Regions from separate parts of the Homo sapiens genome. Here region 2 is linked to region 1. Evidence: read pairs that join two places in POLR2A ChIA-PET (ENCODE). Cell type or tissue: PC-9. All regions are shown on one strand. Region 1 overlaps NTN4 (netrin 4). Region 2 overlaps NTN4 (netrin 4).

Evidence for each region. ChIA-PET counts read pairs that join two places held together with the same protein. Peaks named below come from ENCODE experiments on the same cell type or tissue, not always from the same donor. Only the 100,000 strongest peaks of a DNase experiment are listed, where the experiment ranks them.
Region 2: POLR2A ChIA-PET joins it to region 1 with 7 read pairs; 1 of 35 experiments calls an interaction of 5 or more read pairs at or near these places.

The regions. Positions count from the first base shown.
Region 1 is chr12:95,772,321-95,777,320 of GRCh38, reverse strand. The region is part of intron 2 of NTN4 (netrin 4); the gene reads left to right. Among named protein-coding and RNA genes, the nearest start is that of NTN4, 16 kb to the left of the region's middle. In PC-9, no CTCF peak of the experiment used is centred here; a DNase peak (open chromatin) is centred at 2,530; H3K27ac peaks cover 986 bases.
Region 2 is chr12:95,662,105-95,667,104 of GRCh38, reverse strand. It overlaps NTN4 (netrin 4), which reads left to right. Exons shown (of 10, transcript NM_021229.4): 9 at 1,125-1,295. It also overlaps the pseudogene PGAM1P5. Among named protein-coding and RNA genes, the nearest start is that of USP44, 110 kb to the right of the region's middle. In PC-9, no CTCF peak of the experiment used is centred here; no DNase peak of the experiment used is centred here; H3K27ac peaks cover 940 bases.

The DNA of each region.
Region 1 (5,000 bases):
AGGTTAATATTGTTATGTGTGAATTTGATCCTGTCATTATGATGTTAGCTGGTTATTTTGCTGTTTAGTTGATGCAGTTTCTTCCTAGCATTGATGGTCTTTACAATTTGGCATGTTTTTGCAGTGGCTGGTACTGGTTGTTCCTTTCCATGTTTAGTGCTTCCTTCAGGAGCTCTTGTAGGGCAGGCCTGGTGGTGACAAAATCTCTCAGCATTTGCTTGTCTGTAAAGGATTTTATTTCTTCTTCACTTATGAAGCTTAGTTTGGCTGGATATGAAATTCTAGGTTGAAAATTCTTTTCTTTAAGAATGTTGAATATTTGCCCCCACTCTCTTCTGGCTTGCAGAGTTTCCACCAAGAGATCAGCTGTTACTCTGATGGACTTCCCTTTGTGGGTAACCTGACCTTTCTCTCTGGCTGCTCTTAACATTTTTTCCTTCATTTCAACTTTGGGGAATCTGACAATTATGTGTCTTGGAGTTGCTCTTCTCGAGGAGTATCTTTTTGGTGTTCTCTGTATTTCCTGAATTTGAATGTTGGCCTGCCTTGCTAGGTTGGGGAAGTTCTCCTGGATAATATCCTGCAGAGTGTTTTCTTACCTGGTTCCATTCTCCCCATCACTTTCAGGCACACCAATCAGATGTAGATTTGATCTTTTCACATAGTCCCATATTTCTTGGAGGCTTTGTTCGTTTCTTTTAATTCCTTTTTCTCTAAACTTCTCTTCTCGCTTCATTTCACTCATTTGATCTTCAATCACTGATATCCTTTCTTCCAGTTGATCGAATCGGCTACTGAAGCTTATGCATGTGTCACGTAGTTCTCATGCCACGGTTTTCAGCTCCATCAGGTCATTTAAGGACTTCTCTACATTGGTTATTCTAGTTAGCCATTCGTCTAATCTTTTTCCAAGGTTTTTAACTTCTTTGCGATGGGTTCGAACTTCCTCCTTTAGCTCGGAGAAGTTTGGTCGTCTGAAGCCTTCTTCTCTCAACTCATCAAAGTCATTCTCCATCCAGCTTTGTTCTGTTGCTGGTGAGGAGCTGCGTTCCTTTGGAGGAGGAGAGGTGTTCTGATTTTTAGAACTTCCAGTTTTTCTCCTCTGTTTTTTCCCCATCTTTGTGGTTTTATCTACCTTTGGTCTTTGATGATGGTGATGTACAGATGGGGTTTTGGTGTGGATGTCCTTTCTGTTTGTTAGCTTTCCTTCTAACAGTCAGGACCCTCAGCTGCAGGTCTGTTGGAGTTTGCTGGAGGTCTACTCCAGACCCTGTTTGCCTGGGTGTCAGCAGCGGAGGCTACAGAACAGCGAATATTGCTGAACAGCAAATGTTGCTGCCCGATCGTTCCTCTGGAAGTTTTGTCTCAGAGGAGTACCCGGCCGTGTGAGTTGTCAGTCTGCCCCTACTGGGGGGTGCCTCCCAGTTAGGCTACTCAGGAGGCAGGCTGTCCATTCTCAGATCTCAAACTCCGTGCTGGGAGAACCACTACTCTCTTCAAAGCTGTCAGACAGGGACATTTAAGTCTGCAGAGGTTTCTGCTGCCTTTTATTCGGCTATGCCCTGCCCCCAGAGGTGGAATCTGCAGAGGCAGGCAGGCCTCCTTGAGGTGCAATGGGCTCCACCCAGTTCAAGCTTCCCAGCTGCTTTGTTTACCTACTCAAGCCTCAGCAATAGCGGGCACCCCTCCCCCAGCCTGGCTGCCGCCTTGCAGTTCGATCTCAGACTGCTGTGCTAGCAATGAGTGAGGCTCTGTGGGCGTGGGACCCTCTGAGCCATGCACGGGATATAATCTCCTGGTGTGCCGTTTGCTAAGACCATTGGAAAAGCGCAATATTAGGGTGGGAGTGACCCGATTTTCCAGGTGCCATCTGTCACAGCTTCCCTTGGCTAGGAAAGGGAATTCCCTGACCCTTTGTGCTTCCTGGGTGAGGCGATGCCTCGCCCTGCTTTGGCTCATGCTCAGTGCGCTGCACCCACTGTCCTGCACCCACTGTCCAACAAGCCCCAGTGAGATGAACCCGGTACCTCAGTTGGAAATGCAGAAATCACCCGTCTTCTGTGTCACTCACACTGGGAGCTGTAGACTGGAGCTGTTCCTATTCAGCCATCTTGGAACCAAGCCTCAGTAATGGTATGTTTTAAGGTATGGGAAAATGATGTTGGATATTAATTAAACCAACATTCATTGATAAAAACCCCTTTTGCTAGTGTTCCTTAGAATGAGAGCATTTGAAAAGGAATCTAAATGTTGTTAATGGAAAAGAATATTACTCATGAGTAATCTGCAGCCTAAAGATAGTTGAAGTGACTTGTCTTCAATTACTCAGCTGAAATCTGTGTTTCCTGACTTCTAGCCCAGTGCTATTTCCACTATACTAAGTTGAAATGCCTTTGTGCCAAGTCAAGTAGCATGAAAGATACAAAAACTATACACATTCCGTTCCTTCACACTCCTTACAACCTACTGGGTGAGAGAGTAAACATGATAACTTATGGACTGATTCATTAAATTATATGAGATAGTGCATGCTTAATCCCCCAAATATGTGGTGTAGATAATATGCCTTTCAAGATCCAAGTATTCATTTGTCTCTAGGCCATGGAAAGGGCTGTGTTTCAATACCTTGTGATAAAGTCAGTATGGCACAAGTGTGCAGAAAATGATAAATTACTTAATCGGGGTTTTATGGGCATTTACATTTATGATATGTTAAGCAATATTTAGAATTTCTCAAAAGATAAAACAAAGTCTTATATGAGTAGGAATGCTTTCTAAGCATGACTGTTCAGTTAACTACTTGTAGTCTTCAACTGGCGAAATCTGTTCATGCCTATCTCCACAGTAGCAGTAGTTACAAGTCATGATGGCTGCTAATAGCTGTTGAAGCCTTCCCACCTGCCAGGTGCTCCCAGTGCGCTGCATCCCTTATTCTCACAAGAAGCTCCTTAGTTAAGCACCAATATTAACTCTGTTTTACAGACAAAGAAACTGAAACCTAGTGAGTTGAAATAACACAGAGTCAAATAATAGCTAAAATTATTGAGCTAACCTATTCCAGAGCTGGGATGATTAATTTGCCTTGAAGTTATTTATATGATTAGACTTTATTATAATGCCAATCTTTTTTTTTTAAAAAAAAAAAGAGAGAAAAACTAAAACTAAATTTCCCTGGTAATCAGTAGGTATTGTATACAACATATAGTCTACTGATAATTTGTAATATGGTGGTATGCACTTTGCATAATAAAGTTACTGCTTTTACATTAGATAGAAGAAGTATATATAACAAGTGAAGGCTCTTTGCACTTAGTGTTATCCAAGATCATTTAAAATAAGCTGTATGGGAATGAACATCACAGTTCTTCAGTACCACTTAGCATGCTTTGTTATTTGATTGGTTTGGTTTTTGCGGGGAGGGAAGGTACTTTTTATCTAGTTAGTACCTACTTTAAGTAGTATTTCTAATGAAGTCATCTAATGTATTAATATTTCACCTTGCATCATATTTTAAATGTAAGGTGCTAAATAAAGTAAATAAGTAAAATATGTAGAATGCTACATAGTGATAAGTGCAAAGGAAAAAAAAATAAAGCAGAGATGGGTGCTATGGGGAGAAGAGGCTTATGTTGAGATGGGGCTCCCCGAGAAAGCCTCATTGAGACGTTCGAATAAGGACCCAAAGGAAAGTAGAGGTGAGTTGTGGACATACATAGAGAAGAGCAAAGGCCTTGAGGAAGTCCGCCTGGCACCTTCCAGTCTGCGAGGAGGTTGATACCAAAGCTAAGGGGTCCAGGTGCAGTGTAGTAGGTGAGATCAGAGTGATGGGCAGGTGTGGGCATGCGGGCCCTCAAAAAGAGGTGCCCAGGATGACTCAAACTTATGCCTAGATCAATTCAATCCTGTTCATTATTTTTAGCATTCCCTCAAAGGAGCCCCAATTTGAACCATATGTTATTCAGGGCTTACTTATAAAGTCATTTGTTTTTAGTCTGGGTGATATTAGAAGCCATTGGAGGCCAGGCATGGTGGCTCATGCCTATAATCCTAGCACCTTGGGAGGCCGAGGCTGGTGAATCACCTGAGGTCAGGAGTTTGAGACCAGCCTGGCCAACATGGTGAAACCCTGTCTCTACTACAAATACAAAAATTAGCTGGGCGTGGTGGCAGGTGCCTGAAATTCCAGCTACTCGGGAGGCGGAGGCATGAGAATAACGTGAACCCCGGAGGGCGGAGGTTGCAGTGAGCCGAGATCGTGCCACTTCACTCCAGCCTGGGCAAAAGAGTGAAACTCCATCTCAAAAAAAAAGAAAAAAGAAAAAAGAAAAAAAAAAGCCATTGGAGATTTTGAGATTTTAAGTGGTGGGGTGATATTATCTATTTTTAGTACGATTACTCTGGCTTGTGTGTTAATAAAAGACCAAAGAGGGAAGGAGGGTGAGGGAAGAGGCAGGGGGACCATTTAGAATCCTATTGCAATAATTCAGACTAGACTTGATGGTGCATGGGACAGAGGACAGAGGTAGAAATGGTGAAAAGTGGTTGAATTCTAGATCTATTTTGTTGATAGAGCCAACAGCATTTGCTGACAGTTTGGATGTAGACTGTAAGAGAAAGAAGTAAGTATGTTTTTAGTTTGAGCACCTGGAAGAATGCAACGACCATTTACTGAGATAGAGAAGATGTGCCAGGGAACAGATTTGGAGAAGAAGACCAGGAACTCATTTTCAGACACGTTAAGTATGAGTTGCCTTTTAGACATACAAATGGAGATACGTAGGAGGCCACTGGAGTTTAGAGTTCAGAAAAGCTGGCTGGACCAAACATATGTGTGAGATTTTAAGCTATGAAGCTGGATGAGATTGCCAAGGGAGTGAGTATGGATTAAAAAAAGAGAAAGTTCTAAAAACTGAGCCAAGGGGAGGATTAAAGTTAGTCCATTGATGCTGCCATTATTGAAAACACTTTTGCAACTAATCTTGGGTGGACGTGGTGGCTCA
Region 2 (5,000 bases), 110 kb after region 1:
ATCCCCAGCCATATCAATTTCATCAATGGGAGGGCGTAATAGAATCATAAGTCATACAGAATACTGGAGCTCCATCATCATGCATGGGTGTCCAGCCCTTTGAATGTGAAGACTTTTTGGTTTATCTGTGGTGGCGGATATCACAAAAATTATGCACAGACTTTTTGTTTCAGTTCATCAGCTATCATTAGTGTTAGTGTACTTTATGTGTGGTCCAGTGTGGCCCAGGGAAGTCAAGAGGTTGGACACCCATTAAGGGACAGCTTCCCTAACTCCAGTCAGCTTGCATTTTATTCCAGGAGAAGAATATTAAGTAGTCAATCATATTATATAATCTCTTTGGAATATGCAAAATATATTCTAGGAGTAGCATTTTTCTCTCTATCATAACATTAAACACAATCAGCCACAAAAGAATAATATAGTCAGAACCTAAATAAAAGCCAGGATAATTCTACTTCCTATGTTTCCTCTCTCTGTTTAGATGTGGTAGCTGAATGTATTTAAGATTATAATTGCAATAGGCAAATGGTTGATATTCTCTTAGGATAATGATATTGGAGGGAGTCACATTTGAAATTGCCTAACAAATAAGAATATAGTTAATATAGATAAACGAGATAAAGCCAGTGCAAAACTGAATGAGCCTATGATTTTTTTAATTCAGTATTTTTATTTTATTTTATTTCAATAGTTTTGGGGGAACAGGTGGTTTTTGGTTACATGGATGAGTTCTTTAGTGGTGATTTCTGAGATTTTAGTACACCCATCATCCAAGCAGTGTACACTGTACCCAATATATAGTCTTTTATCCCTTATCCCCTCTCTTCCCCCTGAGTCCCCAAAGTATATTATATCATTCTTAGGTCTTTGCATCCTCATAGCTTAGCTCCCACTTACAAATGAGAATATAATGAGGTTTGCTTTTCCATTCCTGAGTTACTTTCCTTAGAATAATGGCTTCTAACTCCATCCAAGTTAATGCCTAATGATTTTTAAAGCAAATTTTCACATCCTCATCATCAATTCACCTTTCCATTATATTCTGAAATGCATACTTGAGTGTTATTCAAACTTCAAATGATAATATGAAATTCTATGCATTTTGACTTCTGTGTTAACAGTGCTAAAAATAAAGATTTTATCAGCTCATGATAAAGGTACTCATGTTGAGGTCAATGTGAAGATTAAAAAGGTCTTAAAATCTACCAAACTGAAGATTTTCCGAGGAAAGCGAACATTATATCCAGAATCATGGACGGACAGAGGATGCACTTGTCCAATCCTCAATCCTGGTGAGTATTAGACTTTCCTATCTTAGTACCTACCTTGTCTCTGCTGATTTGCTGCTTGTCTTACATCCTCTGAAGCACAACATAAACAAACTCAGCAAGAACATCTCTCCCTTTCACCATCTGACTCCTGCGGAAAATCCAAATGGAATTCTTTGAACTAACATCGAAAAATTATTTCTCTTCCATGTGCTCTATAAAAGTTTAATATTTTAAAATCCAGAAATATAATACTCTCTATCCTAAAAGAGGAGGCTCAGATTGGTTCCAGGTGCCAGTTGCATAGAAAGCACTTTCATGAATTTATCTGCCACTTACTCTTTATCTGAAAGCTAGGTCCTATTACAGTAGAACCTGTTCCCAAAGGAAGTTCAAATGCAAAATTCCATCTGTGGAAATAATATTGAATTCATTTCGACTATTGCTTGAAAAGCATCTGTTTCTCTTGGAGAGAAAACAGTTCTCAAGTTCTCATCATCTTGTTTTTCATGAAATGATATTTCTGGTTTCAAATTAGAAACAGCAGAAATAAACAAAACAAAAACTGTAGGATTTTAGAGCAACTTGAAATGGAGAGAAATTTGATTTGCACCTTTAAATGTTATAGCAGAAGTGAAGACAAATAAATAAGCACAGGGGTTCTTGCCCCAAGCGCATGGTTATCCTGGGTTATAAGCTGCTTATTTCTCTGTCTCCCTCATCAAATTTGAGGATGGGATTTAGGCTTTTGATCATAGTATCTTCAATACCTACCATTAGTACCCAGATAATGGTAACATAATACTTAGCAGGTTCTAATAAAACAAATCATAATTCAAAAAATCCTCTGCATCTCCCTGCTTGTGTGATTGTCATCTGTGTCTTAGCGGCACTGATGAAACAGGTGCATTATTTATGTTCTTCCCCATATAAACTCATTGTTTATATGAGTTTATTCCTTCCCCATATAAACTCATTGTTACATTAATAAGAAGTCTTTTGTGCCCAACCTGGCCAACACAGTGAAACCCCATCTCTACTAAAAATACAAAAATTAGCCCAGTATGGTGGTATGTGCCTGTAGTCCCAGCTACCCAGGAGGCTGAGGCAGGAGAATCACTTGAACCCAGGAGGCAGAGGTTGCAGTGAGCTGAGATCGCACCACTGTACTCCAGCCTGGGTGACAGAGCAAGACTCCATCTCAAAAAAACAAAGTCTTTTGCGGTCTTTGATTGATTAATAAATTTGAGAGAAGCAGATAACTGAGAGAGAAAGAGAAAGAGAGCATAAACTAACAATAAAATATCCCCTCAGTCTAAACAAACTCAACATTGATACAGAACTTTTGATTTTGGCCAAGTGTTGACCAATCTCTCACATCCTTTTCTACCCTTTCAATAATATATTTAAATTAATTTAGATTTTAATAAGGAAACTGTGAAAAATAATGTTTTAAATTATATAAATAAATAAATAGACTGGGCATGGTGGTTCACGCCTGTAATCTCAGTACTTTAGGAGGCCAAGGTGGGAGGATAGCTTGAGCCCAGGAGTTCAAGACCAGTTTGGACAACATAGTGAGACCCAGTATCCACAAAAAATTTTTTAAATAATTAGCTGGGTGTGGTGGCAAATTCCTGTAGTCCCAACTACTTGGAAGGCTGAGGTAGGAGGATCACTTGAGCCGGGGAGGTCAAAACTGCAGTGAGCCATGATTGAGCCACTGCACTCCAGCCTGGGCAAACAGAGCAAGACCCTATCTCAAAAGAAATTAAAAATACATAAATAAAATTCCAAAGAACAAATTGAAGTAATAAGAATCCTGAGCTTTGAATACAGGACACTAAAAATAATTCATGTAAGTTCTATTTCCCAGTGATTTGTGCTTAGAGGCATCTCTTATAAGAGCTTTCCTACTGTCTTGGCAAAAGAAAAAAAAAGTCTGCCCAGTTTAGTGAGACATTAAAAACAAAAGCTTTGACCATGTGAGCCACCCTCCAGGAAGTGAACTATACTTCCTAATCAGGTTTCTGCCAAGCCAAGTCAAAGAATCAACTGAGTTCATCACAATTGAAAACATAAGCGCAATTATTTAAAGAATTCTTGAAAACATGTTTACTTGCTTTGAAGAAAAGACTGGAACTTGCCAAAGCAAAACCAGACACTCTTTCATTTTACTTTGTTTTTCCATTTTTACAAGTTCAACAGCCAAGGCCAAAGAAAGCTGATAAGAAAACTGAAACCTTACACGCCAACCTGCTTCCTTGGCTACTTTGGAAAAGAAACAATCCTATTGGGTATCCCTGCATATTCATTCATTCTTAATTCATGCATACATTTACTCATTCATCAGTCATATATTTTAGAACACCAAAACTAGCACTAAAGTATTGTATCTTCTTTTTCTATGGATACAAAATAAACTTCGTGTTCTCAGACGTGTAGCAAAGTAGATGTCAAAACCCTAGAGATAGGAAAATAAAATATAAATGCTAATAAGAGGTATAAAAGAACATTGTTTTGCATATTTGTTTTTGGTGTGATGCTGCTTCATAATTTATGGTTTTATTCAGTATTGTTTTTATCAATTTAACTTATATTTATACTTTAATGGTAAATTCCTGTTTATTCTATTTGTAGTTTCAAAGTAAATTCATGTAAAAATACTAGACTTAACCCTGAGATTGATTTCTTTCTTTTTTTTTCTTTTTTTAAAGACAGGGTTCTCTGCTCTGTTGCCCAGGCTAGAGTGGTGGTACTATCACTGCTCACTGCAGCCTCGACCTCCCAGGCTCAAGCAATCCTCCCGCCTCAGCCTCTTGAGTAGCTAGGACTATAGACATGCCACCAAACCCAGCTAATTTTTGTTTGTTTGTGTTTTTGTAGACAGGGTCTTGCTATGGTCTCAAACTGGTCTCAAACTCCTGGCCTCAAGCAGTCCTCCCACCTCGGCCTCCCAAAGCACTGGGATTACAGGCGAGAGCCACTGCATCCAGCCCTAACCTTGAAGTTTCTTAAAAATTGATTATTGTATTTTTAAATGAGGAGTTTATTATTTTAGACATTATACAAACAATTTAAGGCTATTATATTTTTAACTAGTCTGTTAATTAAATATTGAGATTCTTTTTCATGCAGAAGTTAAGGTTGCCTTTTATAATTTAAATGCCTTTTCATTCATTTTACATTGTACTCTCCAGTGTTTGAAACCTCTCTGTGTCATTATTTTCCTTTTTCTCTTTTTCTGAAAACACCATAATAGCTTTTTTGAAGTTTAGGATGAGTTTCTTTTAATAATCTTTTAGCAGGGTGCAGTGGTTCACACCTGTAATCCCAGCACTTTGGGAGGTTGAGGTGGGTGGATTGCTTGAGCCTAGGAGTTCGAGGGCAGCCTGGGCAACATGGTGAAACCCCATCTCTAACAGAAAATACAAAAATTAGCCAGGTTTAGTGGCATGAGCCTGTTGTCCCAGCTACTCAGAAGGCAGAGGTGGGAGGATTACCTGAGCCTAGGGAGGTGGAGGCTACAGAGTTCAGATGGTGCCACTGCACGTCAGCCTGGGTGACAGAGTGAGACCCTGTCAAAAAAAAAAAAAAAGAAAGAAAAAGGAAGAACAGAAGGAGAGGGGAGGGAAGGGGAGGGGAGGGGAGACGTTTAGGGGAAATTTTTAAATTTCACATTTCTATCCCCCAGAGATCATCTCTGTTAATAGCTTAGGCAAATCCTTT